Regions from separate parts of the Homo sapiens genome. Here region 1 is linked to region 2. Evidence: read pairs that join two places in POLR2A ChIA-PET (ENCODE). Cell type or tissue: PC-9. All regions are shown on one strand.

Region 1 (4,000 bases), 210 kb after region 2:
CAAGATCATGTGTGGTGTTTTACAGCGTGGCCTGTTTAGGGCACTTTCAGACCTCTGGTGCTCAACAGCAATTTGGTCTGAAAAGCAAATAAGCATTTACATGGTCTCACAGTTTATGGCCATTTTGAGCCTCAAAAAGCAGTTTCCAAAGACTCCAGGTAGAGAAGCAGGGAAAAGCTGTCCAGAGAGACACAGAATAAAACTAAGACAGCAATGAAAATGTCTCCAAAAGGTAACATGAAAGGGATGAAAAAGGCGACCATGGAATTGGCAGCAAGTACCTCCAGCTTTGTGGATATTGTCATCTAAAGGCACTTTTTATGCAACCATTTGCCCAATCCCATCAATTATTTTGGTTTTGTTTTTTAACATTTTTAATTATTTCCAAAGAATAGAAAAATGATTATCAGGTCAAAGGGATGAACATTCTTGAGACTCCTGATATGTAATATTAATTTGCTTTCATCTGTGTTTGCCAGAACTCTTTTAGTTGCAAGTGACAGAAACCACCTCAAACTAGCTCAAACAAAACTGGGTATTTGATAGCTCATAGGCTGGAAAATTTAGAGTAAGAGCCAGACTAAGAGCCTATAAGGACCCAGATAGCTCTGGCAGATTCACCCCCCTCTGCCTTAACTCCCCTTGTTTATATGAATTGACCTCATTCTCTCCATTTGCAAAGGGCACTCTCCATGACTTAGATCCCCAGCCTTCTTAGTTGCAAACAATAAAATCTACTGCTATATATATATGTGTGTGTGTGTGTGTGTGTGTGTGTGTGTGTATGTGTGTGTGTGTATACATATATATATATATATCAGCAGAGGCAGGATAATAAAAAGAATATTAGGTTGTTCACAGAACCTCTAGGAGGGCTGAAGGACTGGTTTGAGGCCACCTTGCAGGAACAATGCCCCAAATGACTAAGTGTGACTTCCAGGTCTGCCTTTGTCCCCCTTCTATTGCTGTAGTTGGAGGTCAACCTGCGTTAGCCTCCACCAGCATCACACGGAGGTGGAGAGGAGTCTTCCCAGGTCCTCTCTTTGGGTCACTAACTCCCAATTCAAAATTCAAGTCAGGTACATGTAATTAACAAAACCTAGATCCCTGGCTGAAAGCAACGCTATTAAAGCCGGCATTTTCAACTATTCTGGGCATGTATGTATGTATGCATGTATGTATGTATGTATGTATTTAATTTTGTTTTAGAGACAGGGTCTCATTCTGTCACCCAGGCTGAAGTGCAGTAGTGATCATTGCCCGCTGCAGCCTCCAGCTCCTGGGCTGAATCAAACCTCCTGCCTCAGCCTCCTGAGTAGCTGAGACTATAGGAATGTGCCACTATGCCCAGCTGTTCAACTTCTAAATTTTGAAGCAAGTTCTGCCACCTACCTAAACTTATAAGCTGGATGAATTCCCAAACATGGAAAAGGGATTCAGATGTGGGACATTCAAAAGAATCACAAATATTTACTACAAAAAACTATTGCAACAGATAGCTCAGACTTACATACTCCACCAGCCCAGAAAAGAAGCTCTACCGGCCTAGAAAAGAAGGAAAGTTTCTTTCAATATCATGTAGTTCAATGCCTGGCCCTTAATCAACATATTTTGGACTTAAATGATCCAGAAGCTTTCCAAAAAAGGCCTGATTCTAACTCCTAAGACTCCTTTGTATCTAATACTGACAAAACTAAGATGGAACTAAAGTGCTGTGCCCCCTGGTTTCCTAGTGTCTGAAATATTTCTTCCCTGAACTTTTGTTTAAAAGGGGTAGGCTGACCTGCCTCACTTGTGTTTAACTCCTATGGCTGTCTAATTTCTTTCTGTGGTGGGTGGAAAAGGATATAATATTTCTGAAAAATGGAAACTTGGCATTTTTACCCATGGAAGTCTACAGAGATAGAAAATGAGATTCTTACCTAGGAAGAATATTAACAGGATGTAAAATTGCTATTGGCACATAAAGACACATTAGCAGGGTCAAAACTGGGATCAAAAAGAACCCAACAGGCAAGACAGCTAGCAAACAGAAATCTCAGTTTCATTGAAAAACAGAGCAGGAAGTTAAAATGCAATTCCTCAAAGAGCTTTCACAGGTAGTGTGATATCTGATAGCAGCAAGCAGCTGATGGAAATTTTTTATACATATGCTGAAACTAGTTTTGCTAACACATACTCCTACAGTGAACACCACCCAGCCTTGACTCTTGAAAAGTTGCCCATGGAGATAAAATAAAGAGGGCAAATTGATAACGTTCTTGAAGACAGTGGGATTTTTTCAGGAGCTGCTGCATTCCTGCATCCTCCTTTTTTTTTTTTTTTTTTTTTTTTGCCTCATGTCAACTCCAAAGAGTTTGTAGTGGGGGAAAGTTCTGAGGGGTCATCTTCAGTTGTCACTTATGACAATCTCCCTTATTTGGTAATAGAAATGAGAATGTGGTGACTAATTAGAATTTTCTTCCTTCTCGGGAAGGTACATTCTTTAACATTTCTCTTCTCTAAGAACCACTGTTTCTTTCTGTCCTGAGGGAAGGGAGAGAGCTGAGGAGAGAGATAATATTTCAGATATGAATAAAGTGACTAACACTCATAGGATTCTTGGTACAGATAGGAAACGATTTCAGGATTCTTTGGGATGAAAGGACCCAAATGCCTAAAATACAGGACATAATCATGGCGAATAGTTGTTAAAAGGATTGATCTGAAAAACAGTAGTCTGGGCAGCCACCTGGCCATGTTCTATAACCACAGTGGTGTTTTATCATTTTAACTGAAGTCGTGAATAGAGGCCATCAATTCAGCAAGAAAGATAAGTTGATCAGGGCAGATGTGAGCCTGAGGCATGGATTTTTATTAATACTGATCAGACTAACTTATCCAGGAAAATTATTTCCCTTCTGTCAATACAGTTTATCTGCTCTATTGTAGGAAGACCTTCTCAGTTGTAATTTGCAAAATTCCTCTTCCAACTGGCTTAAGAAATAAAAAAGCAGGAGAGTTAGTTTCATGGGGATTTGGAGGCTAGACCTCAGACCCAGCAGGATCCATGGGCTCACAGTCACCTGGATTCTGTATCTTTCATCATCTCTCAGCTCTACCTACCGCTTTCTTCATTCCCAGGCAAGTTCTTTCCAGGAGTGATATACTGACAGCCAAAGCCTACATCATTCTTTAAGCTCTTAATCTTAGAGAAATTATGGGTGTTTTTCATGACAGCTTTGCCAAGGAGACTCCAATTAGCTTACCTGGGGTTCTGCATGCATCTCAGAGCAATTGCTGTACCAAAGGTATAAGGAATAGTCTGATTGGTTGGACCTCGGTCATGTGGCCACCCCTAAAGCCAGAGGTCTGGGCAGAATCAGCCATCCTGCACCACATGGCCTGAGCAAAACTACCAGGGAGTAAAGGAGAGATGGCTCACAAAAGGAAGAGATCCTGTGCGACAAATATCTCAGTAAGAAAACATTTAAGTCCTAAGTGCATTTTTAGGATTACAAACATTTTACACATGAGTGTTAAAAGCAAAAAGAAACCAAAATTCAAAGTACTTCCCAATGCCTTATTAATTCTCTTAACCCTTTGAGTTTTTATCCAACCTCTTCATTATTCGACAAACCAATCTCTCAAAATCCTGTCCACAGTTATTAGTGTTGGGCTCAAATGCTGCCTCTTTGGAAAATCTTCTCAGTTGGTCTCTGATTCTGTCCCCCTCTTCAGTTCCTGCAGCAGGACTTCCCTGGCACCTACCTCATCCTCCCCTTCTATATCTTATGTATGCATGGTTTTGCCTTAGGCCGTCCTTCTTTCCCACCCCTCCACCAGATTAAAAGCTCAGAAAATTCTTAAAGAGAGTAAGGGAGCAAGAGAAGGAAGAAGTGAAGGAGCTGTCTGAGTCAAGACACCCTTAGGACTTCATACCTCCTCCATTGTAACACCTATCTCCCTTTAATGGCATCTATTTCTTATCTGTTTCTCCTTCTGAATTCAGAGTTCTTTA
Region 2 (4,000 bases):
TCCAGCCTTCTTGAGTGACATCGCCAGGCGCGGTAGTGAACCAGATGAATAGGGCCTGAAGTGAACCCCCAGCAAACCACAGCAACCCTACAGAAGAGGGACCTCACCATTTAAAGAAAAACAAACAGAAAGCAACAACAACAGTATCAACAACAACAGAAAGGCCGCACAAAAACCCTACCCAAGGGTCAGCATCCTCAAAGATCGAAACTAGACAAACTCACAGAGATGAGAAAGCATCAACAAAAAAACACCAAAAATCCAAAAGGCCAGAGTCCCTGTTCTCCTCCAAATGATTGCAACGTTTCTCCAGCAAGGGTGCATAATTGGACAGGGGATGAGATGGAAGAATTGACAGAAGTAGGTTTCAAAAAATGGGTAAGAAAAAACTGTGCTGAGCTCAAGGAGCATGTTCTAACCCAATGCAAAGAAGCTAAGAACCTTGATAAAAGGTTAGAGGAGCTGCTAACTAGAAAAACCAGTTTAGAAAGGAACATAAATGATCTGATGGAGCTAAAAACACAGCATGAGAACTTTGTAAAGCATACACAAGTATCAATAGCTGAATCGACCAAGCAGAAGAAAGGATATCAGAGTTTGAAGACCATCTTGCTGAAATAAGGCATGCACACAAAACTAGAGAAAAAATAATTAGAAGGAATGAACAAAGCCTCCAAGAAATATGGGACTCCATAAAAAGACCAAACCTATGATAGACTGGAGTATCTGAAGGAGATGCGGAGCATGGAAACAAGCTGGAAAACACACTTCAGGATATTATCCAGGAGACCTTCCCCAACCTAGCAAGACAGGCCAACATGCAAATTCGGAAATAGAGAGAACACCACTAAGATATTCCATAGCAGATCAACCTCAAGACACATAATTATCAGATTCTCCAAGGTTGAAATGAAGGAAAAAATGTTAAAGGTGGCCAAAAAGAAAAGCCAGGTCACCTACAAAGGGAAGCCCATCAGACTAACAGCAGACGTCTCAGCAGAAACTCTACAAGCCAGAAGATACTTGGGGCCAATAGTCAACATTCCTAAAGAAAAGAATTGGGCCAGGTACGGTGGCTCATGTCTGTAATCCCAGCACTTTGGGAGGCCGAGGACGGCAGATCACCTGAGGTTTGGAGTTTGAGACCAGCCTAGCCAACATGGTGAAATCCCGTCTCTACTAAAAATAGAAACAATTAGCTGGATATTGTGGTGGGCACCTATAATCCCAGCTACTCAGGAGGCTGAGGCAGGAGAATCGCTTGAACCCAGGAGGCAAGGTTCCAGTGAGCCAAGATCACACCATTGCACTCCACCCTGGGTGATAAGAGTGAAACTTCATCTCAAAAAAAAAAATGAAAAGAATTTTCAATCCAGAATTTCATATCCAGCCAAACTAAGCTTCATCAGCAAAGGAAAATAAAATCCTTTCCAGACAAGCAAATGCTAAGGGATTTAGTTACCACCAGGCCTGCCTTGCAAGAGATCCTGAAAGAAGCACTAAATATGGAAAGGAAAAACTGGTACAATCCACTGCAAAAACACACCAAAATATAAAGACCAATGACACTATGAAGAAATTGCATCAACTAGTGCGCAAAATAACCAGCTAGCATCATGATGACCAGATCAAATTCATATATAACAATACTAACCTTAAATGTAAATGGGCTAAATGCCCCAATTAAAAGACACAGATTGGCAAATTAGATAAAGAGTCAAGACCCGTCGGCGTGCTGTATTCAGGAGACCAATCTCACATGCAAAGTCACACATGGGCTCAAAATAAAGGGATGGAGGAAAATTTACCAAGAAAATGGAAAGCAAAAAAACAAACACAAAAACAAAACAGGGATTGAATTCCTAGTCTCTGACAAAACAGACTTTAAACCAACAAAGATCAAAAGAGACAAAGAAGGGCATTACACAATGGTAAAGGGAACAATTCAACAAGAAGAGCTAACTGTTCTAAATATATATATGTACCCAATACAGGAGCACCCAGATTCATAAAACAAGTTATTAGAGACCTACAAAGAGACTTAGACTCCCACACAATAATAGTGGGAGCCTTTAACACCCCACTGTCAATATTAGACAGATCAACAAGACAGAAAATTAACAAAGATATTCAGGACTTGAACTCAGCTCTGAATCAAGTGGACTTAACAGACATCTACAGAACTCTCCACCCCAAATCAACAGAATATACATTTTTCTTACTGCCACATGGCACTTATTCTAAAATAGATCACATAATTGGAAGTAAAAAACTCCTGAGCAAATGCAAAAGAATGGAAATCATAACAAACTGTCTCTCAGACCACAGTGCAATCAAATTAAACTCAGGATTAAGAAACTCCCTCAAAACCACACAATTACATGGAAATCGAATGACCTGCTCCTGAATGACTCCTGGGTAAATTACAAAATTAAGGCAGAAACCAAGAAGTTCTTTGAAACCAATGAGAACAAAGAGACAATGAACCAGAATCTCTGGGACACAGCTAACACAGTGTTAAGAGGGAAATTTATAGCACTAAATGCCCACATTAGAAAGCCAGAAAGATCTCAAATCAACACCCTAACATCACAATTAAAAGAGCTACAGAGGCAGGAGCAAACTAATCCAAAAGCTAGCAGAAGACAAGAAATAACTGAGATCAGAGCAGAGTTGAAGAAGATAGAGACATCAAAAACCCTCTAAAAAAAAAAATCGATGACTCCAGGAGCTGTTTAAAAAAAAAAAAATTAACAAAATAGCAGCTAGACTAATAAAGAAAAGAGAAGAATCAAATAGACACAATAAAAAATGATAAAGGGGATATCACCACTGACACCACAGAAATATAAATTACCATCAGAGAATACTAAAAACACCTCTATGCAAATAAACTAGAAAATCTAGAAGATATGGATACATTCCTGGACACATATGCCCTCCCAAGACTAAATCAGGAAGAAGTTGAATCCCTGAATAGACCAATAACAAGTTCTGAAATTGAGGCAGTAATAAATGGCCTACTAACCAAAAAAAGCCCAGGACCAGATTGATTCACAGCCGAATTCTACCAGAGGTACAAAGAGGAGCTGGTACCATTCCTTCTGAAAATATTCCAAACAATAAAAAACACATTTCATGAAGCCAGCATCATCCTGATACCAAAACCAGGAAGAGATACAACAAAAAAAGAAAACTTCAGGCCAATATCCCTGATAAACATCGATGCAATAATCCTCAATAAAATACTGGCAAACCAAATCCAGCAGCACATCAAAAAACTTATCCGCCATGATCAAGTGGGCTTCCTCCCTGGGATGCAAGGCTGGCTTAACATATGCAAATCAATAAACAAAATCCATCACATAAACAGAACCAAAGACAAAAATCACTTGATTATCTCAATAGATGCAGAAAAGGCCTTTGATAAAATTCAACATCCCTTCATGTTAAAAACTCTCAATAAACTAGGTATTGATGGAACATATCTCAAAATAATAAGAGCCATTTATGACAAACCCAAAGCCAATATCATATTGAAGGGACAAAAGCTGGAAGCATTCCCTTTGAAAACTGGTAAAGACAAGGATGCCCTCTCTCACCACTCCTATTCAACATAGTATTGGAAGTTCTGGCCAGGGCAATCAGGCAAGAGAAAGAAATAAAGCGTATTCAAATAGGAAGAGAGGAAGTCAAATTGTCTCCGTTTGCAGACGACATGATTTTATGTTTAGCGAACCCTTCATCTCAGCCCAAAACTTCTTAGACTGATAAGCAACTTCAGCAAAAATCACAAGCATTGCTTTACGTTAACAATAGACAGAGAGCCAAATCATGAATGAACTCCCATTCACAAATGCTACAAAGAGAATAAAATACCTAGGAATATAGCTAACAAGGGATATGAAGAACGTCTTCAAGGAGAACTACAAACCACTGCTCAAGGATATAAAAGAGGACACAAACAAATGAAGAAACATTCCATTCTCATGGATAGGAA

Evidence for each region. ChIA-PET counts read pairs that join two places held together with the same protein. Peaks named below come from ENCODE experiments on the same cell type or tissue, not always from the same donor. Only the 100,000 strongest peaks of a DNase experiment are listed, where the experiment ranks them.
Region 1: POLR2A ChIA-PET joins it to region 2 with 9 read pairs; 2 of 35 experiments call an interaction of 5 or more read pairs at or near these places.

What each region holds. Positions count from the first base shown.
Region 1 is chr5:145,958,865-145,962,864 of GRCh38, forward strand. All of the region lies in intron 2 of SH3RF2 (SH3 domain containing ring finger 2), which reads left to right. All of the region lies in intron 3 of LOC107986458 (a long non-coding RNA gene), which reads right to left. Among named protein-coding and RNA genes, the nearest start is that of SH3RF2, 24 kb to the left of the region's middle. In PC-9, no CTCF peak of the experiment used is centred here; DNase peaks (open chromatin) are centred at 2,137 and 2,517; H3K27ac peaks cover 2,659 bases.
Region 2 is chr5:145,744,519-145,748,518 of GRCh38, forward strand. It overlaps a transcript of PRELID2 not described here. Among named protein-coding and RNA genes, the nearest start is that of PRELID2, 89 kb to the right of the region's middle. In PC-9, no CTCF peak of the experiment used is centred here; no DNase peak of the experiment used is centred here.